Linked DNA regions of Homo sapiens: region 1 is linked to region 2. A link is an interaction called in ENCODE POLR2A ChIA-PET data of the cell type or tissue named here. Cell type or tissue: MCF 10A. All regions are shown on one strand. Links, peaks and the distances in the headings refer to the core of each region. The heading gives the core; the rest is flanking DNA.

The links. Peaks named below come from ENCODE experiments on the same cell type or tissue, not always from the same donor. Only the 100,000 strongest peaks of a DNase experiment are listed, where the experiment ranks them.
Region 1: POLR2A ChIA-PET joins it to region 2 with 11 read pairs; 2 of 35 experiments call an interaction of 5 or more read pairs at or near these places.

Annotation. Positions count from the first base shown.
Region 1 is chr19:47,249,002-47,264,949 of GRCh38, forward strand. CCDC9 (coiled-coil domain containing 9) reads left to right here and starts at 7,524. Exons shown (of 12, transcript NM_015603.3): 1 at 7,524-7,608; 2 at 9,329-9,402; 3 at 9,558-9,662; 4 at 11,320-11,421; 5 at 11,587-11,838; 6 at 15,602-15,685; 7 at 15,772-15,945. The coding sequence starts at 9,400. RefSeq lists an enhancer at 6,873-7,782 and silencers at 7,673-7,782, 7,993-8,232, 8,273-8,322. In MCF 10A, for the core only: no CTCF peak of the experiment used is centred there; DNase peaks (open chromatin) are centred at 4,580, 7,530, 7,930 and 8,070.
Region 2 is chr19:47,590,705-47,606,652 of GRCh38, forward strand. No RefSeq gene overlaps it. Among named protein-coding and RNA genes, the nearest start is that of BICRA-AS2, 10 kb to the right of the region's middle. RefSeq lists silencers at 9,683-9,872, 10,023-10,072 and an enhancer at 13,536-13,605. In MCF 10A, for the core only: no CTCF peak of the experiment used is centred there; DNase peaks (open chromatin) are centred at 7,907, 8,377 and 9,777.

The sequences.
Region 1 (15,948 bases), core at 3,857-11,856, 340 kb before region 2:
CAAGTCCACTATATGTAACATGTAAGAATGCTATACTAGGCCGGGCACAGTGGCTCACACCTGTAATCCCAGCACTTTGGGAGGCTGAGGCGGGCAGATCACGAGGTCAGGAGATCGAGACCATCCTGGCTAACACGTTGAAACCCCGTCTCTGCTAAAAATACAAAAAATTAGCCGGGTGTGGCGGCGTGCGCCTGTAGTCCCAGCTGCTGGGGAAGCTGAGGTAGGAGAACGGCGTGAACCCGGGAGGCAGAGCTTGCAGTGAGCCGAGATCGCGCCACTGCACTCCAGCCTGGGTGACAGAGCGAGACTCTGTCTCAAAAAAAAAAAAAAAAAAAAAAGAATGCTATACTGGCAGTAGACCTAGGGCCAGAATAAATTGGCAAGTTTTCATTCCATATAAATGTGGGAAAAAAGTGAGTACAACTTTTTTTTTTTTTTTTTTTTGAGACAGAGTTTCACTCTTGTTGCCCAGGCTGGAGTGCAATGGTACGATCTCGGCTCACCGCAACCTCTGCCTCCCGGGTTCAAGCAATTCTCCTGCCTCAGCCTCCCGAGTAGCTGGGATTACAGGCATGTGCCACCACACCCAGCTAATTTTTGTATTTTTAGTAGAGACAGCGTTTCACCATGTTGGTCAGGCTGGTCTCGAACTCCTGACCTCGTGATCTGCCCGCCTCGGCCTCCCAAAGTGCTGGGATTACAGGCATGAGCCACCATGCCCAGCCTTTTTTTTTTTTTTTTTTTTTTGTGAGAGGAAGTCTTGCTCTGTTGCCCAGGCTGGAGTGCAGTGGCACGATTTTGGCTCACTGCAACCTCTGCCTCCTGGGTTCAAGCAATTCTCCTGCCTCAGCCTCCTGGGTAGCTGGGACTACAGGTGTCCACCACTACACCCGGCTAATTTGTTTGTATTTGTAGTAGAGACGGGGTTTTACCATGTTGGCGAGGCTGGTCTTGAACTCCTGACCTCATGTGGTCTGCCCACCTTGGCCTCCCAAAGTGTTGGGATTACAGGCGTAAGCCACCGTGCCCGGCCACATGAAATGTTTAATGTGGTTGATCTCAGCTTCATTCACACTGACTTCAGGGAGTCTGGTTTTCTATGCTCAAGATTGTTCTATTGCTGATTTGCCGTTGTTTTGTTTTCTTTCAGGATCAAGGTGGGTACTTTTTTTTTTCTTTGAGATGGAGTCTCGCTTTGTCGCCCAGGCTGGAGTGCGGTGGCGCCATCTCGGCTCACTGCAAGCTCCACCTCCTGGGTTCACACCATTCTCCTGCCTCAGCCTCCCGAGTAGCTGGGACCACAGGCGCATGCCACCACGCCCGGCTAATTTTTTGTATTTTTTTTAGTAGAGATGGGGTTTCACCATGTTAACCAGGATGGTTTCGATCTCCTGACCTCGTGATCCATCCAGCTCCGCCTCCCAAAGTACTGGGATTACAGGCCTGAGCCACCGCGCCCAGCTTTTTTTTTTTTTTTTTTTTAATAGAGATGGGGATGGGAGGGGTCTCACTACTATGCCCAGGCTGGTGACAAACTTCTGGGCTCAAGTGATCTACCCTCCTTGGCCTCCCAAAGTGCTGGGATTACAGGAGTCAGCCACCGCACCTGGCCCCTCCCAAACTCTTAAGTGCAGAACTCCATGTAACCAGCACCTAGGTGGAGAAACAGAACGTTCTTAGCCCCATTTCCTGACCCTGATTACCCTAATTACCCTCAGGGTAATCATTATCGTGAATTCTAACACCAGAGATTAGTTTTGCTTGTTTTAGAATTTCATATAAATGGACCATGAAATATGTTCTCTTTGGTGTCTGTATGCCTTTGTTATGCAGCCTAATGTTTGCAAGATTCATGCATGTTCTTGTTTACTTTTCCTTTTTTTTCCTTTCTTTCTTTCTTCCCCCGCCTCCCCCGCCTCCCCACAGAGCCTGGCTCTGTTGCCCAGGCTTGAGACTCAGCCTCCCAAGTAGCTGGGATTACAGGCCCAGTGCCACCACGCCCGGCTAATTTTTGTATTTTTAGTAGAGACGGGGTTTCACCATGTTGGCCAGGCTGGTCTCGATCTCCCTATCTCAGGTGATCCACCTGCCTCGGCCGCCCAAAGTGCTGGGATTACAGGTGCGAGCCACTGTGCCCAGCCTTGACTTCCTTCCTTCCTTCCTTTCGAGACAGGGGTCTCACTTTGTTGTCGCTCAGTCTGGCGTTGAACTCCTGGCCTCTAGTGATCCTCCCACCTTGGCCTCCCCAGTGCTGGTGCACCACTGCACCCTGCTGATTGATCACTTTCAGTGTTGCAGAGTCTTTCACTGTGTAAAGACAGGATCATAACTCACTGCAATCTCGACCTCCTGGGCTCAAGCAATCCTTCTGCCTCAGCCTCCTGAGTAGCTAGGACCATGTGCCACCATGCCTGGCTAATTTTATTTTATTTTATTATTATTACTTTTTAAAATATGCTGACTTTAGTTATTTACTTTTTTTTTTTTTTAAGATGGAGTCTCACTCTGCCGCCAGGCTGGAGTGCAGTGGTGTGATCTCGGCTCACTGCAACCTCTGCCTCCCAGGTTCAAGCGATTCTCCTGCCTCAGCCTCCTGAGTAAGCTGGGATCACAGGCGTGCACCACCACGCCCGGCTAATTTTTTTTTGTTTTTTGTTTTTTGTTTTTGAGACAGTCTCACTCTGTCGTCGAGGCTGGAGTGCAGTAGCACTGTGTTGGCTCACTGCAACCTCCGTCTCCTGGGTTCAAGCAATTCTCCTGCCTCAGCCTCCCAAGCAGCTGGGACTACAGGCGTCCACCATGACGCCCGGATAGATTTTTCTTTTTTTTTTTTTTCTTGAGACGGAGTCTGGCTCTGTTGCCCAGGCTGGAGTGCAGTGGCGTGATTTCAGCTCACTGCAAGCTCCACCTCCTGGGTTCACGCCATTTTCCTGCCTCAGCCTCCCTGGTAGCTGGGACTACAGGTGCCCGCCACCATGCCCGGCTAATTTTTTTTACATTTTTAGCAGAGATGGGGTTTCACCATGTTGGCCAGGCTGGTCATGAACTCCTGACCTCAGGTGATCCACCCACCTCAGCCTCCCAAAGTGCCGTGATTACAGGTGTGAGCCACCGTGCCTGGCCACGCCTGGCTAATTTTGTGTGTGTGTGTGTGTACTTATTTTTTTGAGACAGTGTGTCGCTCTGTCACCCAGGCTAAAGTGCAGTGGCGGGATCTCAGCTCACTGCAACCTCTGCCTCCCAAATTCAAGCAATTCTTCTGCCTCAGCCTCCTGAGTAGCTGGGACTACAGGCGTGCACTGACACTCTTGGATAATTTTTTTTTTTTTGAGGTGGAGTCTTGCTCTGTCCCTCAGGCTGGATTGCAATGACGCGATCTCGGCTCACTGAAGCCTCCGCCTCCCGGGTTTAAACGACTCTCCTGCTTCAGCCTCCCAAGTAGCTGGGATTACAGGTGCACACCACCACACCTGGCTAATTTCTTTTTGCATGTGTGTAGTTTTAGTAGAGACGGGATTTCACCATGTTGGCCAGGCTGGTCTCGAACTCCTGACCTCAGATGATCCTCCTGCCTTGGCCTCCCAAAGTCCTGGGATTACAGACATGAGCCACCACGCCCAGCCGAGGCTGAGTCTTTATCTTGGGGACTGGCCTGGGCATTGGAAGGTGTTCAGGAGCAGCCCTGGCCTCTGTCCACTAGATGTCAAGAGGACCCTCTCTTGTGACAACCAGAAATGTCCCTAGTCATTGAGAAATGTCCTTTAGGGGGCAAAATTACCTCCATTGAGAACCACTGGATAAGAACACGGAGTTTGAGGATGCACAAAAGGGAGTGATGTGGCTGGAGAGGGCAGCAGCGGTGACACACACACCACTCAGGCTCCATCAAGTCAGCTCTCCCCAGGGTGCTCTGGGCAGCCTCTTTCTGTCAGAACAGTTGCCATAGTTTGAATGTGTCCGTCGAAGTTCATGTGTTGAAAACAGTCGGCAGGGCGCGGTAGCTCACGCCTGTAATCCCAGCACTTTGGAAGGCCGAGGCAGGTGGATCACGAGGTCAGGAGTTCAAGACCAGCCTGGTCAAAACGGTGAAACCCTGTCTCTACTAAAAATACAAAAAAAAGTAGCCAGACATGGTGGCAGATGCCTGTAATCCCAGCTACTCAGGAGGCTGAGGCAGCGAATTGCTTCAACCTGGGAGGCGGAGGTTGCAGTGAGGCGAGATTGCGCCATCGCACTCCAGCCTGGGCAAAAAGAGCAAAACCTGTCTTAGAAAAACAAACAAACAAACAAAATATATATATATATTTATACAAACACATACACACACATATATGGAGAGAGAGAGAGGTGGGGGTCCCACTATGTTGGCCAGGCTGACCTTGAGTGAGCTCCTGGCCTTAAATGATCCTCCCACCTCTGCCTCCCAAAGTGTTGGAATTACAGGCATGAGCCACTGTATTTGGCCTAATTTTTAATTTTTTTTGTGGAGACTAGGTCTCACTCTATTGCCCAGACTGGTTTCAAATTCCCGAGCTGAAGTGATCTGCCCACCTTGGCCTCCCAAAGTTCTGGGATTACAGGCATGAGTCACCGCACTGGCCTCAAGTGAATTTCGTTACATGCATAGATTGCTATTTGGACAATTATAAGAGGATTAAGTTTCATTGGTATCTCTGAAAGGCTGTGAACAGTAGCCTTAGAAATGGTAAGGAATTACCAGGTACTTCCACTTTCTATGTCTTAAATCACAAAATAAAATGACTGGCACTACAGGCAATCTGGTCTGTCCACTTATAACTGTCATTCACCTTAACTGAGGGTATTCTGTAGCATTCATCATCATTTGTCACAATACCTTTATTATTTATTTATTTATTCTGAGACAGAGTTTCACTCTTGTTGCCCAGGCTGGAGTGCAGTGGCTCAATCTTGGCTCACTGCAACCTCCATTTCCCAGGTTCAAGTGATTCTCCTGCCTCAGCCTCCCCAGTAGCAGGGGTTACAGGCGTGAGCCACAGCGCCTGGTCGGCTTGTCACACTAGCTTTATTATGTCTAAGTTTTGGTTAATGCTGTAACCTCCTGGACTCTGCAGCTATTCAGCTGCTGTTGCTTTGAGTATCTTCTAGTTTTGGGAATGCACCAAGCTCATTCACCACAGGGCCTTTGCATAGGTTGTGTCCTTGGCCTGCACAGGCAGCCTCTCACCCTCCGGCCTCTCCTGCCCCTCTTGCCAGGCATCTCCCACAGGTGCTGCTATTTCCCATTTACTTGTGTCTTCCCTTAGGAGGACAAGGATGGGGTCAGCTTTGTTCATCATCTCAGTTCCCCCACCAACTTTTCCTCCCAGCACGCAGCCTGGCAGTCAATGCTGATTTGGGAGAATGAACGACTGATTCTATCGGTTGAACGTTTATTTTATATATATATATATATATATATATATATATATATATATATATATATACTTTTTTTTTTTTTTTTTTTTTGAGACGGAGTCTCGCTCTGTCGCCCAGGCTGGAGTGCAGTGGCGTGATCTCGGCTCACTGCAAGCTCCGCCTCCCGGGTTCACGCCATTCTCCTGCCTCAGCCTCCCAAGTAGCTGGGACTACAGGCGCCCGCCACTACGCCCGGCTAATTTTTTGTATTTTTAGTAGAGACGGGGTTTCACCGTTTTAGCCGGGATGGTCTCGATCTCCTGACCTCGTGATCCGCCCGCCTCGGCCTCCCAAAGTGCTGGGATTACAGGCGTGAGCCACCGCGCCCGGCCTTATTTTATATTTTATGATTTCATTTACTTATTTATTTTCGATACGGAGTCTCACTTTGTCGCCCAGGCTGGAGTGCAGTGGCACGATCTTGCCTCACTGCAACCTCTGCCTCCCGGGTTCAAGCAATTCTCTATCTCAGCCTCCCAAGTAGCTGGGATTACAGGCATCTGCCACCATGCTTGGCTAAATTTTGTATTTTTAGTAAAGACGGGGTTTCACCATGTTAGCCAGGCTGGTCTCGAACTCCTGACCTTGTGATCCACCTGCCTCGGCCTCCCAAAGTGCTGGGATTACAGGCATGAGCCACTGCGCCTGGCCAGTTATTTATTTTTTTGAGACGTAGTCTTGCTCTGTCGCCCAGGCTGGAGTGCAATGGCACGATCTCAGCTCACTGCAACCTCTGCCTCCCGGGTTTAAGCGATTCTCCTGCTTCAGCCTGTAGCTGGGATTACAGGTGTTACAGGTGCCCGCCACCATGCCTGGCTAATTTTTGTATTTTTTAGTAGAGACAGGGTTTCACCACGTTGGTCAGGCTGGTCTCAAACTCCTGACCTCGGGTGATCCACCCGCCTCGGACTCCCAAAGTGCTGGGATTACAGGCGTGAGCCACGGCGCCCGGCCTATTTTATTTTGAGACGGAGTCTCTCGTTCTGTCGCCCAGGCTGCAGTGCAGTGGTGCAATCTCGGCTTACTGCAACCTCTGCCTCCCGGGTTCAAGCGATGCTCCTGCCTCAGCCTCCCAAGTAGCTGGGATTACAGGCGCCCGCCACCATGCCTGGCTAATTTTTGTATATGTATATTTTTTGAGACGGAGTCTCCCTGTGTCGCCCAGGCTAGAGTGCAGTGGAGCGATCTCGGCTCACTGCAAGCTCCGCCCCCGGGGTTCACGCCATTCTCCTGGCTCAGTCTCCGGAGTAGCTCGGACTACAGGCGCCCGCCACCACGCCGGGCTGATTTTTTTTGTATTTTTAGTAGAGACGGGGTTTCACCATGTTGGCAAGGATGGTCTCGAATTCCTGGCCTCAAGTGATCCGCCCTCCTCGGCCTCCCAAAGTGCTGGGATTACAAGCGTGAGCCACTGCGCCCAGCATTTTATTTTATTTTCGAGAAGGGGTCTGCTCTGTCGTCTAGGCTGCAGTGCGGTGGCATGATCTCGGCTCACTGCAACCTCTGCCTCCCCGGTTCAAGCGATTCTCCTGCTTCAGCCTCCCGAGTTGCTGGGATTACAGGCGCGCGCCACCACAACCGGCTAATTTTTTTTGTAGAGACGGGATTTCACAATGTTGGCCAGACTGATCTCGAACTTCTGACCTCAGGTGATCCGCCCGCCTCGGCCTCCCAAGGTGCTGGGATTACAAGTGTGAGCCACCGCCCACGGCCGGTAGAACATCTGAAGCTTCTAAAGCGAACTCTAAGGTTTCATTGGCACGAGGGGGCTCGAACCACGCCAGGCTTCCAGGCGTCAGTGCCCAGTGCTTGGCATCTACTGATAGAAACCAGGAATGAGGGGCTGGAGGCGGAAACAGCTTGAAGAAAGAGGTAGAGGCCAGGGAGTGAGGACGGTGTCTCCTTTTCCTGGAAGTTGGTAATTCAGGCAGAAGGAAGTTGGATGAGCTTGCGGAACACCCGGGGGGCCAGTCGGCCCCGCTCCCGCATCCATCGCGGAGGCGCGGCCCCTTTAAGGCTCCCGGAAACGGTCCCACAGGACCGGAAGTGACCCTCTTTATTTCCCTTCCTCACGTGGTGCAGGCAGGAAGTGACGCGCCTGGCCCGGGAGCTGCGGTCGCAGAGGCCGACGGAGCCGGAGTCGCGGACGCCGCGGGGTCTCCGGGACAGGTGACCTGGGGGAGGGGGCCGGGAGCGCGCCCAGAGAAGGCGGGGCCTGAAGCCCCACGTGGCGGGGAGTGCGAACAGGCCCGGGCGGGGTCGGAGTTCTCTGCGGGGGGCGGGGACAGGACGCCCACATGGGAAGCTGGAGGGGCGCTGGCGGGGCGGGCCGTTGGGTGGGTGGGCAGGGTCGGGGCGGGGCGTGGCCAGAGCCTGGGCCGGCGGCTGTGGGCGGGACCTAAAAGTTGTGGCTGGACTGTGGGCGGGGCCATAGTGTTGCTTGTTCAGCTGTGTGGCGGGGCTCGGACGCCGGGCGGAAGCTCTGTGGGCGGGGCCAGAAAGTTTTGCCTTACTGGAAGTGGGTCCAGATTCTTGGCCGGGACGTTGGGGGCGGACCCAGAGGCTGACGCAATGGCGGGGGCGGGGCCACAATGTAGTGGGGGAGCCAGGGGGCGGGGCCAGGGTGCTGGCGGGGAATGCTGGGGGTGGAGCCAGAAAGTTTCGTCTGAGCCACGGGCGCGGCCAGAGCGTTGGCCGGGAGGCGGGGAAGCGGGGAGTTGAGCCAGAACCCTGGGGAAGCCATGGGCGGGGCCAGATGCTGACGCAACGAGGTGTGGGAGGGAGTCAGGGGGCGTGTCCAGGAGGTTGGCCAGGCCAATCGGAGGCGGGGCCAGAGGGTTGACTGGGCAGGCCGGGGGCGGGGCTGGAATAATAATAAGAGATGGTAGGGGCGGGTGTAGGCTGTTGCCTGCGAGCCAGGAGGCGGGGAAAGAGCGTGGCTGGGAAAGTCGGGAGCGGGGCCACATTAATGGCCCATGGGTGGGGGCGGGGCCAGAAGTCTGGCGGGAAAGGCGGGGCCAGAAAGTTTTTTCCCGAGCCGTGGGCGGGGCCAGAGCGGTTTCCAGGATGTCGGGGACGTGGCCCTGGCATTCCCAGCCGGATTGAGGCTGGAGCTTTGCACAGAAAATCTGGGGCGGGCCTGGGTAGTTTTGTCCTTGTTGGGGCGGGTGGAGTATTCAGTGGGGCAAAACGCCAGTTCCAGGAAGCCTCGCCAGTGAGTTCTGGGCCTGTGTACAGAATCCTTTCGGGGGAGGCGGGAGGCTGTCGACCTTCCGTAGGGCGCTGGAGACGGGACTAGGACGTCCCTGAGGAAGGCGCGGGCTTGGAATGTTCTCTGAGAGCTTGGGCAGCCAATAAGAGTGGGGTTCGGACTTTCTTTGAGCGTGGGATTGGGAATGTTTCTGAACCTTACCTGGTGGAGCTAGAATATTCGCCTGGATATGAGAGGCACCAGGATGAGCACAGGGAGGTGGGTCTGGAACTTTCTTTTGCAGGCTGGTTGGAGGGGTTGTAGTTGGAACTCTCTTGAGATAGGGAACCCGGGCTAACACTCATACCACAGGGTGTGGCGGCTGGCCTAGAATCAGCCTTTGGAGGAGAGCAGTGTTGGATACTTAAGCAGTGGGTGGGGGCCAGAACATCCCCAAGGTGGGTTTGACTAGATCGTTTACATGGGAACTGGGTGAGTCCACAAAGATCATGAAAGGGCTGAGTCTGAATTTCTATGGAGAAGATGGAGGTGGCAGTTGAAAGGAGGGAGAGTGAGGGCTACAATTCTCTTGGGGTACAGGGTTTTTTGTGTATGGCTGTGAGGATCCCGCAGTATGTTAGAGGGTGAAGTAGGTTGGGGGGCCATTGGCCTTTGTCCTTTTTTTCCCTCTGTCCCCAGGAACCCTCAGTGCTGCGTCTAGATTCTGCAGGGGAGGTTTGCTGGGACCTTGGCTCCACGCAGCCAGCGAAATGGTGAGGCTGAAAAATGGGGTCTCTAGAATCTGAGTTTTGGGGAAGGGGGCTTGGGAGGATGGGATCCATAGGGGCAGACTCTCAGACCCTGGGGGAAAGTCCCTGGTATGGATGGAGGTTTTTCCTTCCATCCCTCAACTGCCTCCCGGTCTCAGGCAGCCACACTCGATTTGAAATCAAAGGAGGAGAAGGATGCTGAGTTGGACAAGAGGATCGAGGCTCTTCGGCGGAAGAATGAGGCCCTCATCCGGCGCTACCAGGTGCCCTAGCCCCGCCCTGGGAGACCCCATCCCCTCTCTTCCCCGCAGTGAGTTTTTCTCACCTCTCCCTTCCTTAAAACCTTTTCATGGCTCCCCATCACTGTCAGGATAAAGGCCAAAGGCCTTAGCCTGACATCCCTTCTTTCATTCCATTATTCATTCATTCATTCATTTGTTCACAAATATTCCCCAAGATCTTTACCAGCCCCAGTGCTGAGTGGTGCTGGGGATATAGCTGTGACTGAGACAGACCCAGGCCTGCCCCCTCCAGGGTCCACCGTCTAGTCAGGGAGACAGCCCTGTCCTCAGGGATGCCCCAGAGCAGACAAGTCTGGAATCAGGAAATTCAGGGGTCTGTGGGAGTCCAGAGGAGGCTCTTGACCCAGCCTTGGGGATATCAGGGAGGGCTTCCTGGAGGAGTGGACTCTGAGGCTTGAGTGGTGAGTAGACAATAGCCAGTTGAAAAGGCGAGGGGAACATGTTTCAGGCAGAAAGAACAGTTTGTGCAAATGTTGGAAGCAAGAGAGAGCTTGGAGCTTCAAGTTGGAGGGTTGGTTAGGAGAGAATTGACCTGGGCAGGTCAGCAGGGGCCAGGCTGTGCTAGGCCCTGAATGCCACCAGGATGAGTTTGGACTTTGTCCTGAGGGCACTGGGGAGCCAGGGAGAGCCTTGAGCAGGGGTGGGACCGGTCAGAACAGCTCTTTAGGAAGACGCCTCTGGGTGCTGTGCGGTGGTGGGTGCGAGGAGGTGATACTGGAGCCCAGAGACCAAGGAGGAAGCTGGGGCTGGAACCCTAGTGGGAGAGGAGGTACCTGGCTCAGGGCAGGGCTGTTGAGAGGGACTCAGTTACTGATGGGCAGTTCAGGGCAGGGGGAGGAAGAGGGAGGATTTAGGACAAGGCTGCTGAGTAGGTGATGTGGCTCTCCCTGAGATGGGATCTGGGAGGTGGCATGGGTTTCATTTATTCATTCTTCATGTATTCATTCATTTTAAAAAAGGCATATTGAATTTCCCTTGTGGGCCAGGCAGCGTTCTAGACTTGGGATACACGTCAGTGACATACATCACTGAAAGCAGACAGACATTCCTGTCCCCAGGCAGATTCTGCCGTAGTGGAGGAAGCAGACAGTGAGCGAGACGCATATGGTGCTGGGTGCAAATGGGATGAGAACAGAGAGGGTGGCAGGGGAGCTGGTTTCCACAGGGTGCTCAGGGAAGGCCTCACGAGAAGGCAGCATTGGAGCAGAGACCTACAGGAGGTGAGGGGTTGGAGGGTCTCTGGGAAAAGTGTTCCTGGCAGAGGGATCCGCTGGCGCAAAGCCCCTGAGGCAGGTTTCAGCCTGGTATGTTGTGGGAATAGCAAGGAAGCCGGAGTGATCGTGGGGAGAGGGTGAGAGATGAGGTCGGGGAGGTACCAAGGCCAGACCCCACGGGTCCCACAGGCTGTGGGGAAGGCTGTTACTCAGAGGGGCACCACAGGAACGTTCTGAGTGGGGCTGCAACGTGCTGAGGTTTGAGGGATATGAGCGGCCTTCTTGTTCAGAGTCCAGGAGAGAGGCCTGGGCTGGGGCCAGACTTAGGAGGAGTTCAGGGGTCTGGGAGTCCGTCTGGCAGACAGGGCACCTGATGCTTCCCTACCCCGGCTGTCTGCTCCTAGGAGATTGAGGAAGACCGTAAGAAAGCTGAACTTGAGGGAGTCGCAGTCACAGCTCCCCGAAAGGGCCGCTCAGTGGAGAAGGAGAACGTGGCAGTGGAGTCGGTGAGCTCGTCACTGGGGTGTGGGACCCTGAGGATGGGGAGGGGCAGAGGGTTGAGGCCTGGGACCCAGGAGCCCCCAGCTGTCCTGCACCAGTGGGTGGCCTCCATCCTGGCCGCATGCCTCCCTGCCCCAGTGACTGTATTTTCCCCATCTCCCCTCTTCCAGGAGAAGAACCTGGGTCCTTCCCGGAGGTCTCCTGGGACCCCTCGGCCCCCAGGGGCCAGCAAGGGGGGCCGGACTCCTCCACAGCAGGGAGGCCGGGCCGGCATGGGCCGAGCATCGCGCAGCTGGGAGGGCAGCCCCGGGGAGCAGCCTCGAGGAGGAGGAGCTGGGGGCCGTGGCCGGAGGGGCCGGGGCCGAGGTTCACCTCACCTCTCTGGAGCTGGAGACACCTCAATCTCTGACCGTAAATCCAAGGTAGGAGCTAGGCAGCGCCTGGAGCCCTGGCTGAGGTTCTCTGTTGTCTGTTTCTGTTTTTTCCTCCTCTCAGATGCACATTTGTCCTGTGTGTCCATCTTTCAGTATCTCTCTCTGAGCCTTTGCATCTGGCTCTGTTTCTCTCTTCCTCCACCTCCTTCTCCTCCTCCTGCTCCCCCTCTTCTAGTTCCCCCTGTTCCTTCCCTCTCACGCCTAGAGCTCGTGTGTTTTTCCTTGTCTCTTTCTCTCCTACTCCTGCTCCCCGTCTTCTTGTTCCTCCTCGCCTTCCTTCCCTCCCCTCTCCTGCTTAGTGCTGCGTGTCCCTCCCTGTCCCTCTCTGTCTCCCTTTTTCTCGCTCTCTGGTGCATGCTTGCCCACTCATCCTCCGTCCCCATCTCTCCTCCCTTTCTGGCACTGTGTGTCTGTCTGGTGGGCTCTCTCTATCTGGTGTGCTTGTGAGCACAGGCTCTGTGTGGCATTCTGTTTCTGTGTGTTTCTCTTGGTCCCCGGCTTTGGTTATGGGGAGCAGTGATTTTACTGTAACTACCTCACTCACCCCTGACGTGCAGGTCAGCAGGGTGGGAGTCTGTCTAGCTGAGTGGCTTACAGCCCACCGTGGACATGGGTTGAATCTGGTTCTGTGAGCTACCTGGCCTTGGGCAGCTCACTTCCCCTGTGAGCTTCTGGTTCTAGCACTTACACGGGAATAAGAAAATTCAAAAATTAGCTGGACGTGGTGGTGGGCACCTGTAATCCCAGCTACTTGGGAGGCTGAGGCAGGAGGATCACTTAAACCTGGGAGGTGGAGGTCACAGTGAGCCGAGATCATGCCACTGCACTCCAGCCTGGGCGACAGAATGAGACTCTGTATCAAAAAAAAAAAAAAAAAAAAAAAATGCTGGGCGTGGTGGCTCACGAGGCCTGTAATCCCAGCACTTTGGGAGGCTGAGGTGGGCGGATCACCTGAAGTCAGGAGTTCGAGACCAGCCTGGCCAACATGGCGAAACCCCATCTCTACTAAAAGTACAAAAATTAGCCGGGTGTGGTGGCACACGCCTGTAATCCCAGCTACTCGGGAGGCTGAGGCAGAAGAATTGCTTGAACCTGGGAGGTGGAGGTTGCAGTGAGCCGAGATTGCGCCATTGTACTCCAGCCTGGACAACAAGAGTGAAACTCCGTCTCAAAAAAAAAAAAATAATTAGACTTAAATTGGGCATGCCAAGCTGCTGTCACACAAAGACTCCAAAAATTTCATGACCTAAGTGGAGTAGGAGTTTATTTCTCCCTTGTATGCTGAGCCCTGCAGGGAGGTGGGTGGTCCAGGGGGTGAGGCCCTGCTCCATGATGTCACTCAGGGACCCAGGTTCCTGCTTTTTTTTTTTTTTTTTTTTTCTTGAGACAGAGTCTCACTTTGTTGCCCAGGCTAGAGTGCAGTGGCATGATCTTGGCTCACTGCAACCTCCGCCTCCTGGGTTCAAGCAATTCTTGTGCTTCAGCCTCCCAAGTAGCTGGGATTACAGGTGTGCACCACCACACCCGGCTAGTTTTTGTGTTTTCAGTAGAGATGGGGTTTCGCCATGTTGGCCAGGCTGGCCTTGAACTCCTGACCTCAGGTGATCCTACCGCCTCGGCCTCCCAAAATGCTGCGATGACATGTGTGAGCTGCTGCGCCCGGCCTGGTTCCTGTTTTTGTTGCTTGGTGGCCCCTAGGTCCTGGTCATTGTCTGTGGTAACAGCTGGGTTGCCGACATGGTTGCGGTTCAGTTCACAGGAAGGGGAAAGATAAGTCTGCTTTATCACTTTTGGTCATGTCCTGTTGGTGAGAACTTAGACACCTGGTCATACCTAACCTCAAAGGAGACTGGGAAATGAAAACGTTGTCTACAGCTGGCTGGCTATTTGCCCATCTAAAATTTTGTCACTAGCTTGGTTACTAGTAACAAGTAGTTACTAGCTACTTGGAATGCTGGGTGCTGTGGTATGGGCTTGTGGTCCTAGCTACTTGGGAAGCTAAGGTGGGAGGATCGCTTGAGCCCAGGAGTTTGAGACCAGGCTGGGCAACAGAGTGAGACCCCATCTCTATAAAAATTTTAAAAATTAACTGGACGTGGTGGTGTGCCCCTGTGGTCCCAGCTACTTACTTGGGAGGCTGAGCCAGCAGGATCACTTGGGAGGCTGAGCCTGGGAGGTCAAGGATGCAGTGAGCTGTGAACACACACCACTACATTCCAGCCTGGGCAACAGAGTAAGACCCTGTCTCAAAAAAAAAAAAAATCAATAAATTTTTGCTACCATGGAAGGAAGAAGGGGAGAACGGATTGTGGTTGGTGGGGGTAGGTCACCTAACCATCTGCCAAGTAATTACTGTTATTACCACCACTATGATTGCGGCAACCTTGGTGTGCCAGGGCCCCCAGCACCCTGACACTGAACTCGCAGGTTCAGTGGTTTGCTAGAAAGACTCATGGCTTAGATTTATCACAGTGAAAGAGATCACAAAGCAAAATCAGCAGGGGGCGGGGTACCTGGGCTGAGGTCTGGAGGAAACCCGGCATGAACTTCCAAGAGTCCTTTCCCTGTGGAGTCCCAGGGGATGCGCTGAATTCCTCCAGCACTGAATTGTGACAACATGTGGCTTACCAGGGATGCCCACGAGAGATTCAGCACTCCAGGTTTTTAATTGGGGGCTGGTTTATTTTTATTTATTGTATTTATTTAGTTTTTAAAATTTCTTTTTGTTTTTGAGATGGAGTTTCACTCTTGTTGCCCAGGCTGGAGTGCAGTGGTATGATTTCGGCTCACTGCAACCTCCGCCTTTTGGTTTCAAGCAATTCTCCTGTCTCAGCCTCCCAAGTAGCTGGGATTACAGGTGCCCACCACCATGCCCGGCTAACTTTTGTATTTTTAGTAGAGACGGGGTTTCACCATGTTGGCCAGGCTGGTCTCGAACTCCTGACCTCGTGATCCACCTGCCTCGGCCTTCCAAAGTGCTGGGAATACAGGCGTGAGCCACTGTGCCCGACCCGTTATTTTTATTTTTATTTTATTTTATTTTTTGAGACAGAGTCCTACTCTGTTGCCCAGGCTGGAGTGCAGTGGCACAATCTCGGCTCACTGCAACGTCCACCTCCTGGGTTCAAGTGATTCTCTTGCCTCAGCCTCCCGAGCAGCTGGGATTACAGGCGCCCACCACCATGCTTGGCTAATTTTTTTCGTATTTTTAGTGAGATGGGGTTTCCCCATGTTAGCCAGCCTGGTCTCAAACTCCTGACCTCAGGTGATCCACCCACTTCGGCCTCCCAAAGTGCTGGGATTACAGGCGTGAGCCACCGCGCCCGGCCACTTTTAAAATTTTTTGTAGAGACAGGGTCTTGCTATGTTGCCTAGTCTGGCCTTGAACTCCTGGGCTGAAGCAATCCTCCTGCCTTGGCCTCCCAAAGTGCTTGGATTAGAGGTGTGAGCCACCATGTCAGCCTGGAGGCTAGTTTTGAACGCAGGCCCCTTCTGTCTAGTATGTACTGAAATTCCAGACCCCCCAGTAGGAAGGCGAATGCAGCGTACAGCGTGTTGTTCGCATAGTCCAAGCCTGGCCAGCCAGCCTCATCAGTTCACTGCTGACCTGGAGCACGCTGAGAGCAAATGGTCAGATGCCAGCAGGCCAGTCCGAGGAGAGGAGCCTCAGGCCTGCTGGGCAGCCCGTCTCCTGCACCGGCAGCTTAATAGTTCTCCCTGAAGCTGGGTGTCCCTATCTTTATCCCCCCAGGAGTGGGAGGAGCGGCGCAGGCAGAACATTGAGAAGATGAATGAGGAGATGGAGAAGATCGCCGAGTATGAGCGCAACCAGCGGGTCAGTGGTGCGGGTGTCCCCGAGGCAGGGCCGAGCTGCCTGGGCTGCGGGGAGCCCGCGCCAACCCCCTGCTCTGCTGCCTGCAGGAAGGGGTTCTTGAACCCAACCCAGTGCGGAACTTCCTGGACGACCCCCGGCGACGCAGCGGGCCCCTGGAGGAGTCTGAGCGGGACCGCCGGGAGGAGAGCCGCCGGCACGGCCGCAACTGGGGGGGCCCCGACTTCGAGCGGGTGCGCTGTGGCCTTGAGCACGAGCGGCAGGTG
Region 2 (15,948 bases), core at 6,337-14,336:
GAGACTCCGTCTCAAAATAAATATAAATAAATAAAAAAATAGGTGTTCAAACAATAACTTGTACATAAATGTCCATAGCAACACTATTCACAACAGCCAAAACAACACTATTCGCAACAGCCAAAAGAGAGAAACGTCCATCAACAAGTGAACTGATAAGTGAAATGTGGTCTATCCATACAATGGAATGTTATTCAGCCATAAAAAGGAATGAAGTACTTACTGATACTTTTTTTTTCTTTTTTTTTTTTTTTTGAGATGGAATTTCCCTCTTGTTGCCCAGGCTGGAGTGTAATGGCACGATCTCGGCTCACTGCAACCTCCGCCTCCTGGGTTCAAGCAATTCTCCTGCCTCAGCCTCCCGAGTAGCTGGGATTACAGGCATGCGCCACCACACCAGGCTAATTTTGTATTTGTAGTAGAGATGGTGTTTCCCCATGTTGGTCAGACTGGTCTCGAACTGACCTGAGGTGATCTGCCCGCCTTGGCCTCCCAAAGTGCTGGGATTACAGGTGTGAGCCACTGCGCCTGGCCAAAGTACTGCTACTTGAATGGATGAACCTTGAGAACATTATGCTAACTGAAGGAAGCCTGTCATAAGGGACTACACACTGTATGACTATTTTTATGAAATATCCAGAACAGACAAGTCCATGGAGACAGAAAGTAGATTGATAGTTGCCCAGACCTGGGGGACGGGAGATAGGAAGCGACTACTAACGGGCCAGCGGTTTTGTGCTGGGATACTGAGATGTTCTGAAGCTACATAGTGATGATGTTTGCACAGCACTGGGAATATATGAAAAACCATTGAATTATACATTTTAAAATGATGAATTTTGAGCCAGGTACAGTGGTGTGTGCTTGTAATCCCAGCTACTTTGGAGGCTGAGGCTGGAAGACGGCCGGAGCCCAGGAATTCAAGACCAGTCTGGGCAACATAGCAAGATCCTGTCTCTACTAAAAAAAATTAAAAATTGGCTGGGCGCAGTAGCTCACGCCTGTAATCCCAGCACTTTGGGAGGCCAAGCGGGGCCAGCCTGACCAACATGGAGAAACCCCATCTCTACTAAAAATACAAAATTAGCCGAGCATGGTGGTGCATGCCTGTAATCCCAGTTACTCGGGAGGCTGAGGCAGGAGAATTGAGAACTTGGGAGCCGGAGGTTGCGGGGAGCCGAGATCATGCCATTGCACTCCAGCCTCGGCAACAAGAGCGAAACTCTGTCCCCCAAAAAATAAATAAATAAATAAGGAGTTTTATGGTAGGCAAATTATATCAGAATTTTTCTTTTTTTTTTTTTTGAGACTGAGTCTTGCTCTGTTGCCCAGGTTGAAGGGCAGTGGTGTGATCTCAGTCACCAAAACTTCTGTCTCCTGGGTTAAAGTGATTCTCCTGCCTCAGCCTCCCAAGTAGCTGGAACTACAGGCACCCACTACCATGCCCAGCTAATATTTTGTGTTTTTAGTAGAGATGGGGCTTCACTATGTTGGCCAGGCTGGTCTCAAACTCCTGACCTCAGGTGATCCTCCCTCCTCGGCCTCCCAAATTGCTGGGATTACAAGCATGAGCCACCGCACATGGCCGAATTATGTAACAATTAAAAAAAACAGCAAACACTTTAATGACTGTAGATTACCTCTGGGGTCAAACCCCAAATCCCTGGTGTACCTGCAAGTCTGCCCTGTCCCTCAGACCATCTCAGCCAAACTGCTGACTTTCTAGCCACCTGCCTTTCCTCCTTCCCCAGTGCTAGGCCTTTGCATCTCCTCTTCCCTTCCACCCTCATCTGACAACTCTATTCATCTCACAAGTCTTAGCTGACTGGCCAGGAGCGGAGGCTCACACCTGTAATTCCAACACTTCAGGAGGCCAAGACCAGAGGGTTGCTTGAGCCCAGGAGTTCAAGACCAGCCTGGGCAACATGGTGAAACCCCATCTCTACAAAACATACAAAAAACTTAGCCAGGTATGGTGGCACGCATCTGTAGTCCCAGTTATTCGGGAGGCTGAAGTGGGAGGATCACCTAAGCCCAGGAAGTCAAGGCTGCAGTGAGCCATGATCATACCACTACACTCCAGCCTGGGCGACAGACTGGGACTCTGTCTCAAAATTAAAATTAAAATTAAATTAGGCCAGGTGTGATGGCTCATGTCTGTAATCTCAGCACTTTGGGAGGCCAAAGTGGTCAGTTCACTTGAGGTCAGGAGTTCAAGACCAGCCTGGCCAACATGGTCTCTACTAAAGATACAAAAATTAGCTGGGCGTTGTGGCAGGCACCTGTAATCCCAGCTACTCGGGAGACTGAGGCAGGAGAATGGTGTGAACCCGAGAGGTGGAGTTTGCAGTGAGCCGAGATAGCGCCACTGCACTCCAGCCTGGGCAACAGAGCGAGACTCCGTCTCAAAAAAAAAAAAAAAAAAAATTAAACAACCTGGAGCTTGAGATCGGCACTGGAAGTAGGGAACAGGCTTGGCTCAGTGGCTTACACCTGTAATCCCATCCCAGCACTTTGGGAGGCCAAGGGGGACGGATCATTTGAGCTTCAGAGTTCAAGACCAGCTTGGCCAAAATGGTGAAACTGTCTCTACTAAAAATACAAAAAATTAGCCAGGTGTGGTGGTGGGTGCCTGTAATCCCAGCTACTTGGGAGGGAGGCTGAGGCATGAGAATCACTTGAACCCCGGAGGCGGAGGTTGCAGTGAGCAGAAATCACACCACTGCACTCCAGCCTGGGTGACACAGGGAGACTCCATCTCAAAAAAAAAAAAAAAAAAAAAAGAGCTCAGTAACTCAGGCCTATAATCCCAGCACTTTGGGAGGCCAAGGCGGGCAGATGACCTGGGGTCAAGAGTTCCAGACCAGCCTGGCCAACATGGCGAAACCCCATCTCTACTAAAAATACAAAAATGACTTGGTCGTGGTGGCGGGCGCCTGTAATCCCAGCTACCTGGGAGACTGAGGCAGAAGAATCGCTTGAACCCGGGAGGCAGAGGTTGCTGTGAGCTGAGATTGTGCCATAGCACTCCAGCCTGGGCAACTCTTTTGAGACAGAGCGAGACTCTGTCTCAAAAAAAAAAAAGAAGTGGGGGGCAATCTTGTGGGACTCAGCCTTCAACCTGTGGGATCTGATGCTGTCTCCAGGTAGATAGTGTCAGAAGTGAATTGAATTGGAGGACAGGCTGGTGTCCCCTGGGGGGAGAAGATCCCCCTCATATCTAGTGACAGAGCGTGTTGTGAGTGTGTCGTGGGACAAACTGTTTGTGTATTCCTCTATTCTCAGAATTCCCTGCACTGTCTTTTCCTAACAATTCCTCTTTATCCTCCTCCTCCTCCAGGAAGCCTTCCCAAACCCCAGGCTGGGTCAGGTGCCTGCTCTGAGCTCCCACATCCCCAGGACTCACTCCCCCTATCCACTTTAGGGAGAAGTCTGTAACCTCCACAGACCCGAGAGTTCCACGAGGTAGACCCCAGGGTCTCCCAGTAACCGCCACAGAGCAGATACCGACAAACACTCATTGCATTGACCTAACCTCACTCCACCACCATCTCCCCAGACCTCTCGGTTCTTGCCTTCCACCAGCCCCTCACCAACCATTTTTGGCTCTTCTCCTTGCCTATGCTGCTGCCATATGTATGATTTTTTATTTTACTTAATTTAATTTAATTTATTTATTTAAGGTGGAGTCTTACTCTGTCACCTAGGCTGGAATGCAGTGGGGCCATCTTGGCTCACTGCAACCTTCACCTCCCAGGTTCAAGCGATTCTCCTGCCTCAGCCTCCCCAATAGCTGAGACTACAGGCACACACCACCACACCCAGCTAATTTTTTTCTCTCTCTTTTTTTTTTTTTTGTTGTTGTTGAGACGGAGTCTTGCTCTGTTGCCCACACTGGAGTGCAGTGGTGTGATCTCGGCTCACTGCAAGCTCCACCTCCCGGGTTCACACCATTCTCCTGCCTCAGCCTCCCAAGTAGCTGGGACTACAGGCGCCTGCCACCACGCCCGGCTAATTTTGTTTTATATTTTTAGTAGAGACGGGGTTTCACTGTGTTAGCAAGTATGGTCTCGATCTCCTGACCTCGTGATCCGCCCACCTCAGCCTCCCAAAGTGCTGGGATTACAGGAGTGAGACACCGTGCCCAGCCACGCCCAGCTATTTTTTTTTTTTTTTTTTTTGTATTTTTAGTAGAGACGGGATTTTGCCATGTTGTCCAGGCTGATCTCGAACTCCTGATCTCAAGTGATCCACCTGTCTCAGCATCCCAAAGTGCTGGGATTATAGGTGTGAGCCACCGTGCCTGGTCTGTATTATTTTTTATTTTTATTTATTTAATTATTATTATTTGTTTTTGAGATGAAGTTTCACTCTTGTTACCCAGGCTGGAGTGCAATGGTGTGATCTTGGCTCACCACAACCTTCGCCTCCCAGGTTCAAGCAGTTCTCCTGCCTCAGCCTCCCAAGTAGCTGGGATTACAGGGATGCACTACCACGATCGGCTAATTTTGTATTTTTAGTAGAGATGGGGTTTCATCATGTGGGTCAGGGTGGTATCCAACTCCTGACTTCAGGTGATCCACCCACCTCGGCCTCCCAAAGTGCTGGGATTACAGGTGTGAGCCATCACACCCAGCCTTATTTCCCACGCCGAGACAGAGTCTTGCTCTGTCGCCCAGGCTAGAGTGCAGTGGCAACATCTCGACTCACTGCAAACTCCGCCTCCCGGGTTCAAGCAATTCTCCTGCCTCAGCCTCCCGAGGAGCTGGGATTGCAGGCATGTGCTACCAGGCCCAGCTAATTTTTGTGTTTTTAGTAGAGACGGGGTTTCACCATGTTGGCCAGGCTGGTCTCGAACTCCTGACCCCGTGATCTGCCTGCCTCTGCCATCCAAAGTGCTGGGATAACAGGCGTGAGCTACTGAGCCCAATCAATTTTTAAAAATCATATATACTCAACACCTTTGCTTTTAAAAAACCCTTAAGCATTTTTTAAAATACAATTTTGTTTTATTTCAGATGGAGTCTTGCTGTTGTCGGCCTGGGCTGGAGTGCAATGGCGCGATCTCAGCTCACTGCAACCTCTGCCTCCTGGGTTCCAGCAATTCTCCTGCCTCACCCTCCCGAGTAGCTGAGATTACAGGCGCCTGCCACCACACCCGGCTAATTTTTGCATTTTTAGTAGAGACAGGGTTTCACCATGTTGGCCAGGCTGGTCTTGAACTCCTGACCTCAGGCGATCCACTCACCTTGGCCTCCCAAAGGGCTGGGATTCCAACTATGAGCCACCGAGCCCGGCCTATTTTTTCCTCTTTTGATCGTGATGATTCTAGTGGGTGTGAGGTTGTATCTCATTGTGGTTTTGACTTCCATTTCCCTAATACTGATGACTGAGCATCCTTTCCTGTGTTTCTTGGCCATTTCCTCACCACCTTCTGCAAGCTGACCTCAGCCCTCACCACCTCACTGAACCATCATTTCCACCTTCACCAGTCCAGTGGTTTATCTTAATTTCCCTTCTTTTCTCTCTCAGCAACTTTGGACACTTCCTCCCTCGCCAGCCATTCTTGGTCTTCGTCTTCCTTTTCTGGAGAGAAATGTAAGAACTTAGGCCAGTTAGTTAACTTCTCTGTGCCTCGGTTCTTCATCTGTGAAATGAAGATGACAACAGCTCCTACTTCAAGGTTGCTGTGAAGATTCCATCAGCTAATGTATGTAAAGGGCTCAGAAGTGTTGGGAGGCCTTGGCCAGGCGCGGTGGCTCACGCCTGTAATTCCAGCACTTTGGGAGGCCGAGGCGGGTGGATCACGAGGTCAGGAGTTCAAGACCAGCCTGGCCAAGATGGTGAAACCCTGTCTCTACTAAAAATACAAAAAATTAGCCGGGTGTGGCAGCGGGCGCCTGTAATCCCAGCTACTCGGGAGGCTGAGGCAGAGAATTGCTTGAACCTGGGAGGTGCAGGTTGCAGTGATCGAAGATCGTGCCACTGCACTCCAGCCTTGGCAACAGACCAAGACTCCGTCTCAAAAAAAAAGAAGTGTTGGAAGGCCCAGGCAGGCGCATCATTGGAGCCCAGGAGTTTGAGTCCAGTCTGGGCAACATGGTGAAACCCTGTCTCTACAAAAAATACAAAAATTAGTCAGGTGTGGTGGTGTGTGCCTTTATTCCCAGCTAGCCAGGAGGCTGAGGTAGGAGGATTGCTTGAGGCCAAGGGGTTGAGGCTGCAGTGAACTATGATTGCCTGTAGTCCCAGCTACTCGGGAGACTGAGGCAGGAGAATTGATGGAACCTGGGAGGTGGAGGTTGCAGTGAGCTGAGATCGCGCCACTGCACTCCAGCCTGGGTGACAGACGGAGACTCTGTCTCAAAAAAATAAATAAATAGGCCAGGCGTGGTGGCTCACGCCTGTAATGCCAGCACTTTAGGAGGCTGAGTTGGGGAGATCACAAGGTCAGAAGATCGAGACCATCCTGGCCAACATGGTGAAACCCTGTCTCTACCGAAAATACAAAAATTAGGTGGGTGTGGTGGCTCATGCCTGTAGTCCCAGCTACTCTGGAAGCTGAGGCAGGAGAATTGCTTGAACCCAGGAGGCGGAGGTTGCAGTGAGCCAAGGTTGCGTCACTGCACTCCAGCATGGCGACAGTGAGACTCTGTCTCAAAATAATAAAAATAAATAAATAAATATAATTTTAGGAAAAGTCACCAGAAATTCAAAACAAAAACAAACTCCGTTGCAGAAATCGGATGTGAAAATTGTTCACTTTCATTCAGAATCTGCGGGTCGGCCAGGCGCAGTGGCTCATGCCTGTAATCCCAGCACTTTGGGAGGCTAAGGCAGGCGGATCATGAGGTCAGGAGATAGAGACCATCCTGGCTAGCACAGTGAAACCCCGTCTCTACTAAAAACACAAAAAATTAGCCAGGTGTGGTGATGGGCGCCTGTAGTCCCAGCTACTCCGGAGGCTGAGGCAGGAGAATGGCGTGAACCCGGGAGGCAGAGCTTGCAGTGAGCCGAGATCGTGCCACTGCACTCCAGCCTGGGCCACAGAGTGAGACTCTGTCTCAAAAAAAAAAAAAAAAAAAAAAAAATCTGCGGGCTGAAGCCAGGTGCGGTGGCTCATGCCTGTAATCCCAGCACTTTGGGAGGCTGAGGTGGGTGGATAACAAGTTCAAGAGATCAAGACCATCCTGGCCAACATGGTGAAACCCCGTCTCTACTAAAAATACAAAAATTAGCTGGGTGTGGTGGCACACACCTGTACTCCCAGCTACTTGGGAGGCTGAGGCAGGAGAATAACTTGAAACCAGGAGGCAGAGGTTGCAGTGAGCTGAGATCACACCACGGCACTCCAGCCTGGCGACAGAGCAAGACTCTGTCTCAAAAAAAAAAAAAAAAAAAAAAAAGAATAAACAGAATCTGCTTAAGATTCTTATATCTTTAGCTTTTAAAACAATACATCTAAAGACAGAAAACGTTTACATGGCACAGTGTAATGTGGTGATTAAGAGTATGAATTTTGGAGCAGGTGCAGTGGCTCACATCTGTAATCCCAGCACTTTGGGAGGCCAAGGCAGGAGGATCTCTTGAGCCCATGTGTTCGAGACCAGCCTGGGAAACAGGACAAGACCTCATCTCTACAGAAAAATAAAAATAGATTAGCCAAGCATGGTGGTGGCACCTGTGGTCCCAGCCACTGTGGAGGCTGAGGTTGGAGGATCACTTGGACCCAGGAAGTCAAGTGGTGAACACGTTGTTGCACTCCAGTCAGCGAGATCCCTGCTAGAAAAAAAAAAGTATAAATTTTGGAACAGGGCTGCAAATCCCTGTGCCCCCTGACTCTGACAATTTTGCAACTTCTCTATGACTCAGTTTCCGTATCAGCAGGAGGTGATATTAGCATATCCTACCTGCTAGGATTGTTGGAGGCATTCAATGAGAGCATCCAAGTACAGAAAGAAGCTCGGTTAAGCATTACTTATAACTACATTGTAAATCCCCCTCTAGCCATGGGTGACTTTTATAGCCATCTGAACAATGTTTCACAAACCCTGTAGTAAAAAGGGGATGATCCGCCTGTCTCGGCCCCGCAAAGTGCAGGATTACAGGTGTGAGCCACCGCACTCAGCCGAGATCTGTTAACAGACTCCAAATCTCGACTTAGTCTCATTGCTGCAAGCGGTCTACTCATTCTCTCCTCCAGATCTTCGGGAACAGAGTAATAATAAAAATCAAAACCCAGCCAGCTCTTCCTCTGTCAGTGGTGTTGACCAGCAGAGACCGCTTCCCTTCTTAAAGGGGCCTTTCCTAGTTTCGACTTTCTCTTCTCTTTCCTAAGATGGCCTGGTGCGTTTCTCCTGTCACCCTCCCCCAAGCATAGCCAAGGAAGCGGCCCCTCCCACATAGTTGGAATGTTAAATATCTCAGTGATGACTACAAGGCTTAAAGCAACAAATAAATAAAGCCACTCTTGAGTCAGAATATTTTATTTGGTGGTGCATGAGTAACAATACCCGATAAATGAAGACACATTCTTAGCGTGTTCTCTATCCCCCAAACGCTGCGGGGTGCAGGGGCTGCGGGGGCTGCAGGTGGGAGGTCCACAGCCTCTAGGGCAGGAGCTCTAGGGCAAGAGCAGGAGCAAAGGGACATGTGGATGAAAACGGGAAATTCTCAGAATTTGTGTATTTATTGGATTTTTTGTGTGTATTTCTTTGAATGTTTTTGTGTATTTGATTTTTTTGTGTGTGCACGTATTTGAATATTTTGTGTGTATTTTTTTGAATAGGTGACACTAGGCTCAAACTTTACAAAGGTAGAAAAAGACCTAACATCCACCCACCCCTGTTTCCCCACGGAAAACTGCTGTGACCAGTTTGCTTTTTTTTTTTTTTTCCCTAGACAAAGTCTCGCTCTGTCACCCAGGCTGGAGTGCAGTAGCGGCTCACCGCAACCTCCGCCTCCCAGGATCAAGCGATTCTCCTTGCTCAGCCTCCCGAGTAGCTGGGATTACAGGCGCGCGCCACCATGCCCGGCTAATTTTTTGTATTTTTAGTAGAAATGGGGTTTTGCCATGTTGGCCAGTCTGGTCTCGAACTCCTGACCTCATGTGATCCGCCCGCCTCGGCCTCCCAAAGACCTGGGATTACAGGCGTGAGCCACCGCGCCCTGCCGCAGTTCGCTTCTGCTTTTCAAGATATTCTGTGTATTTAACAAGCAAAAGCTTGTATTTTTTCATCTCCACCTTTTACATTTTTATACCTTTTTTTTTCTCCTCTCCTACCTTGTCAGGCTACATAGCTCATACCGTGTCAGTTCAAGTATCCCTTCCTCGTTTTACGGTGACTCCGCATCCCATTGCGGGCCGCACCACTGCTTATCTGAGTCCCCCATCGATGGACAACTAGGTTGTTTCTGGTCTTTTTTTTTTTTTCCCACAAATTTTTACGAGAACAACAACAAAAAAAACAATGCTACTCAACCTCACCCCTTGGTTAGTGTTTGTCAAAAAACGGACAGGCAGAAGCCCCAACCTGCGCCCCCCAACGCCCGACTCTCCGCATCCGCCGAGGGTACCCCAGCTCCAGGGATCGCGGTGCTCAGGGACCGCGCGTCCAGGACTGGCCCTGCCTCCCAGAAGCTGTCAGGCGGCGGCCGTGGCCCGCTGTAGCCCCGCCCCGTGGCCCGCCCGCAGTAGGCCCGATTCAAATCTGGCCAATGATAGTGTGTAAACAAACCCAGGCCCCGCCTCCCGACGAATAATCCCCCGACCGGCGAGAGGCCCATTTAACCCGATGGGGTTTGGGGTTGGGACGGTGATGGAGTCGTGGCTCCGCCCCCAGACCTGGGCCAATAGGCGGCTGGGCTCCGCCCCCGGCACTTGCCGCGCTGAGGACCCGAGGCAGGGCTGGGCGCGCAGTTGCCTGATTTCGTGGCGGCTCGCAGTCTGGGCGCTCCGGGCGCTCGGCGCGGGCGGGCAGGGCCAGGAGCTGGGGCGGCGCACTCCGCGGTCCCAGCCGCATTTGAAGGGAGCGGTCAGAGGGCGGAGATCGCCCCGGCATCAATGCCCTCTCATCCCCCACTTTATTTCCACCGCCTAGCTGCTAAAATCCGGACCCGGAAACGTCTCCAATGGGAACTTGTTCCCCTCGCCCCTATTTAACAGAACCTGGAGGGGACGCAGGGGTGTTTTTGGATTGGGCAAGGCTTTCATTTCTTTCCCCTGGTTCTTACATGCATACGGGAAAATGCACGTATCTTGTGCGCCGCTCTACAGAAAACTAAAACTCCATGTGGCACCAGCAGCCTCCCAGGTCGAGAAACAACTTGGGTTGGAGAAATTTTCTTTTCGTTTCTTTGCTTTTCTTTCTTTCTTTCTTTCTTTTTGAGACGGAGTTTCGCTCTTGTCGCCCAAGCTGGAGTGCAATGGCGCGATCTCGGCTCACCCACAACCTCCGCCTCCCGGGTTCAAGCGATTCTCCTGTCTCAGCCTCCCGAGTAGCTGGGATTACAGGCATGCGCCACCACGCCTTGCTAATTTTTGTATTTCTAGTAGAGACGGGGTTTCTCCATGTTGGTCAGGCTGGTCTCGAACTCCCGACCTCAGGTAATCCTCCCGCCTTGGCCTCCCAAAGTGCTGGGATTACAGACGTGAGCTACCGCGCCTGGCCTGAACATTGTCATAATAAAATGTTTGGGGACAGGGGCAGATTTGGGTGCCTGACGATACACTCCCATTGAAGAGATGAGAAAATGGAGGAGCTGGAGAAGTGACTTGCCCTAGGTTCATCTGGTGACTCAGCCACAGAACACCTGGGTGTACTGATTTAGTCCCCACCCTGCCTGGCTGGCCTTGGGGACAAGTCGCTGAACCTGTCTGGGTCTGACTGCCTAACTCAGTGCTTAACCTAGGACTCATAACTTGCGCCTGATTCTCAAATAGAAGGGGCGTGTCACTCCCGAAGGACAGCAGGTCTCTTTCGATCTGGGCCCATATTGATCCCCAACACTGGTCTTTGGTCATCCCTTTGGCTGCCTCTGACCTTCCCCACTGATTCTAGAACAGTGTGGACCACACTCACTCATTAACTCTGAAACTTGGACAGGCTTTCCAGGATGTCAGGGGACAGACAGGACAGAGCAGGAAAAACAGACGTTTGCTCTCCCAGGGCAGGGATTGCCAGGGAATCAATGCCCTTTGATCCACCCCCTTAGTTCCACTGCCTGGTAGCTAAAACCCAGATGCTGTACCAAGGGATCGTTTAAAAAATTCCATTTGAGAATCATATGCAAGTTATGAGTCCCCCATTAAGAACTGAGTTGGTGCCTGTAATCCCACCACTTTGGGAGGCCAAGATGGGGGGATCACTTGAGGCCAAGAGTTCGAGACCAGCCTGGCCAATATGATGAAACCCTGTCTCTACTAAAAATACAAAAACTAGCTGGGCATGGTGGCGGGTGCCTGTAATCCCAGCTGCTTGGAATCGCTTCAACCCTTGGAGGCGCGCGTTGCAGTGAGCTGAGATTGCGCCACTGCACTCCAGCTTGCGTGACTGTCAAGAAAGAAAGAAAGAGAAAGAAAGATAGAGAAAGAGAAAGGAAGGAAGGGTGAGGTGGCTCATGCCTGTAATCCCAGAACTTTGGGAGGCCAAGGCTGGCAGATGACAAGGTCAGGAGTTCAACACCAGCCTGACCAATATGGTGAAAACCCGTCTCTACTAAAAATACAAAAAATTAGCTGGGCGTGGTGGTATGCGCGCATCTGTAGTCCCAGCTACTTGGGAGGCTGAGGCAGGAGAATTGCTTGAACCTGGGAGATGGAGGTTGCAGTGAGTCAAGATTGAGCCACTGCACTCCATCCTGGGCGACAGAGCGAGACTCCATCATCTAAAAAAAGAAAGAAAGAACGAGAGAGAGAGAGAGAGAGAAAGGGCTGGGCACGGTGGCTCACGCTTGTAATCCCAGGACTTTGGGAGGCTGAAGGCAGGTGGATCACTTGAGGTCAGGAGTTCAAAACCAGCCTGACCAACATGGTGAAACTCCGTCTGTACTGAAAAAAATAAAAATAAACATTTGCTGGGCATGGTGGTGCATACCTATAATCCCAGCTACTTGGGAGGCTGAGGCAGGAGAATTGCTTGAACCTGGGAGGCGGAGGTTGCAGTGAGCCGAGATCGCACCATTGCACTCCAGCCTGGGCAACAAGAGTGAAACTCCATCTCAGAAAAAAAGAAGAGAGGATAGAGAGAGAAGGGAAGGAAGGAAGGAGGAAAGAGAGAAAGAAAAAGGAGGGAAAAAGAGAAAGAAAGAAAGAGAAGAAAAGAAAAGAAAAAAGAAAAAGAAAGAAGTAACTGAGTTGAGCAGTCAGACCCAGACAGGTTCAGTGACTTGTCCCAGGGTCACTCAGGCAGGGTGGGGACTAATGGCTATCAGCCATGGCTAGGCATGGGGCTGGCCTCTTTTTATCTTTTTTTGAGACGGAGTTTTGCTCTCGTTGCCCAGGCTGGAGTGCTATGGCGCGATCTTGGCTCACTGCAACCTCCGGCTTCCGGATTCAAACAATTCTCTGTCCTCAGCCTCCTGAGTAGCTGGGATTACGGGCATGTGCCATGATGCCCAGCTAATTTTGTATTTTTGGTAGAGACGGGGTTTCTCCATGTTGGTCAGGCTGGTCTCAAACTCCCGACTTCGGGTGGTCCACCTGCCTCAGCGTCCCAAAGTGTTGGGATTACAGGCGTGAGACACCGTGCCCGGCCTGAGTTTTTTTGTTTTTTTGAGACGGAATCTCCCTCTGTCACCCAGGCTAGAGTGCAGTGGCGCGATCTCAGCTCACTGCAACCTCCCTCTTTTGGGTTCAAGCGATTCTCCTCCCTCAGCCTTCCAAGTAGCTGGTACTACAGGTGCGCACCACCACGCCCAGCTAATTTTTTCTATTTTTGTAGAGATGGGGTTTCGCCGTGTTGCCCAGGCTGGTCTCGAACTCCTGAGCTCTGGCAATCTGCCCACCTCAGCCTCCCAAAGTGCTAGGGTTACGGGCGTGAGCCACTGCACGGGGCCAGGGCTGGCTTCTTGTTGGTGTCCTCTGCACCCTACCAGAGCCATTCCAAGTGGCATGGCCCCAAGACCATCTCCCTAAGAGGTCAGGTGTGTGTATGAGGTGGGTGGATGTTGTTAATATCTATTCAGCAAACTTTTATTGAGCATTTACTAAGCACCAAGCACTGTTTTAGGGGCAGTGGATATTCTACAATGTACCAAAGGAACCTGGGAACTGCCAAAAAGGGCATGACCAAGGGAGGTAAACTGAGGCTCGCAAACCGAGGCTAATTAAGCGACTTATTTGCTTACTTGCTTGTTGGCTGTGTTGCCTAATAGATTGTGAGTTGTGTGGGAGGCAAATAGATTGTGAGTTGTGTGGGAGGCAAATAGATTGTGAGTTGTGTGGGAGGCAGGAACCCGGGTGGTGTTGGTCACCACAGGATCCTTGACACACTAGATACTAAAAAAATATGAATGAATAGACTCTGACGAAGTCTCCAGTGAGTCCCCTAGTTCTGAGTCCCCCGGGGCTGGCAGCTATGACAGAAACACAAGTGCTACACTTCAGGTCCCAGTGTACAGTGACGGCTTCAGATGAGGGCTGCGTCTCACTTTGTGGGTGCGTGACTGGGCAAAACACTTCCCTTCTCGGAGCCAATTGAGTTTTCTACACTGTATGATGGGGGTAACTAAAGGTCTCTCCCCTGTGGGCAGTTCTCATCAGAAACTGTGTTCACCACCCAGTTAACACTCTAAAAGTGTAGCTCCATCAGTGGCTGTGGAAGTGCAGAGTTAGGAAGACTCAGACTATACAAACATAAAGTAAAAAAAGTGTATACTGCTGCTTCTCAGAGGGTCCACACACCTCCAGTGGGTGGTGGATGATCACTGCTTGTTTTTGTTTTTTTGTTTGCTTGTTTGTTTTGTTTTTGAGATGGAGTCTTACTTTTGTTGCCCAGGCTGGAGTGCAATGGCGTGATCTCAGCTCACTGCAACCTCCGCCTCCCAGGTTCAAGCGATTCTCCTGCCTCAGCCTCCCCAGTAGCTGGGATTACAGGCGTCTTCTACCACGCCCAGCTACTTTTTGCATTTTTGTAGAGATGGGGGGGTTTCACCATGTTGGCCAGGCTGGTCTCGAACTCCTGACTTCAGGTGATCCACCTGCCTCGGCCTCCCAAAGTGCTGGGATTACAGGCGTGAGCCACCGCGCCCGGACTTGTTTTTGTTTTTGTTTGAGACGGAGTCTCACTCTCGCCGAGGCTGGAGTGCAGTGGCGTGATCCTGGCTCACTGCAACCTCCGCCTGCCGGGTTCAAGCAATTCTCCTGCCTCAGCCTCCAGAGTAGCTGGGATTATAGGTGTGCGCCACCATGCCTGGCTAATTTCTTTTGTGTTATTATTATTATTTTTTTGAGACAGAGTCTTGGGCTGTTGCCAGGCGAGTGCAGTGGCGCAATCTGAGCTCACTGCAACCACCACCTCCCGGGTTCAAGTGATTCTCCTGCCTCAGCCTCCTGAGTAGCTGGGAACACAGGCACATGCCACCACGCCTGGCTAATTTTTGTATTTTTAGTAGAGACGGGGTTTCACCATGTTGGCCAGGCTGGTCTCAAACTCCTGACTTCAGGTGATCCACCTGCCTCGGCCTCCCAAAATGCTGAGATTACAGGCATGAGCCACCGTGCCCGGCCTGTTTGTTTGTTTGTTTTGAGACAGACTCTTGCTCTGTTGCCCAGGCTGGAGTGCAGTGGCGCAATCTTGGCTCACTGCAGCCTCGACCTCTGGTGTTCAAGCAATTCTCGTGCCTCAGCATACGCCACCATGCCGGGCTGATTTTTGTATTTTTAATACATTAGATTTTGTAATTTTTGTATTTTCGCTGCGTTGAACAAGATGCTCTGGAACCCCTCACCTCAAGTGATCTGCCTGCCTTAGCCTCCCAAAGTGCTGGGATTATGGGTGTGAGCCCCTACACACCTGGGCCATGGAGGCTTTTTTTTCTTTTATTGCATGATGCCTAGGTTTGGGGTACGAATGAGCCCGTCACCTAGGTACTGAGCATAGTACCTGAAAGTTAGTTTTGTTTTGTCTTTTTTTTTGAGACAGAGTCTCACTCTGTCGCCCAGGCTGGAGTGCAATGGCATGGTCTCGGCTCACTGCAACCTCTGTGTCCCGGGTTCAAGCGATTCTCCCACTTCAGCCTCCCAAGTAGCTGGGACTACAGGCATATGCCACCATGCCTGGCTAAGTTTTGTATTTTTAGTAGAGACAGGGTTTCACTATGTTGGCGAGGCTGGTCTTGAACTCCTGATCTCGTGTTCCTCCTGCCTCGGCCTCCCAAAGGGCTGGGATTACAGGCATGAGCCACCATGCCCGCCCCCGAAAGTTAGTTTTTCAACATTTGTCTCCTATCCCTACCTCCCCACTCTGGTAGTCCCCAGTGTTTATCTGTCCCATCTTCATGTCCATGCATACCCAATGTTTACCTCCCACTTATAAGTGAGAAGATGAGGTATTTGGTTATCTGTTCCTGTGTCAGTTTGCTTAGGATAATGACCTCCAGCTGCATCTGTGTTGCTGCAAAGGACATTATTTCATTATTTATTTATTTATTTATTTTTGAGACAGAGTCTTGCTCTGTTGCCCAGCCTGGAGTGCAACGGCGCTATCTCGGCTCACTGCAACCTCCGCCTCCCAGGCTCAAGTAATTCCCTTGCCTCAGCCTCCCGAGTAGCTGGGACTACAGGTGCCTGCCACCACACCCAAATAATTTTTGTATTTTCAGTAGAGATGGGGTTTCCCTTTGCTGGCCAGGCTGGTCTCCAACTCCTGACCTCAAGTGATCCACCTGCCTCGGCCTCCCAAAGTGCTGGAATTACAGGTGTGAGCCACCGCACCAGGCTTCATTCTT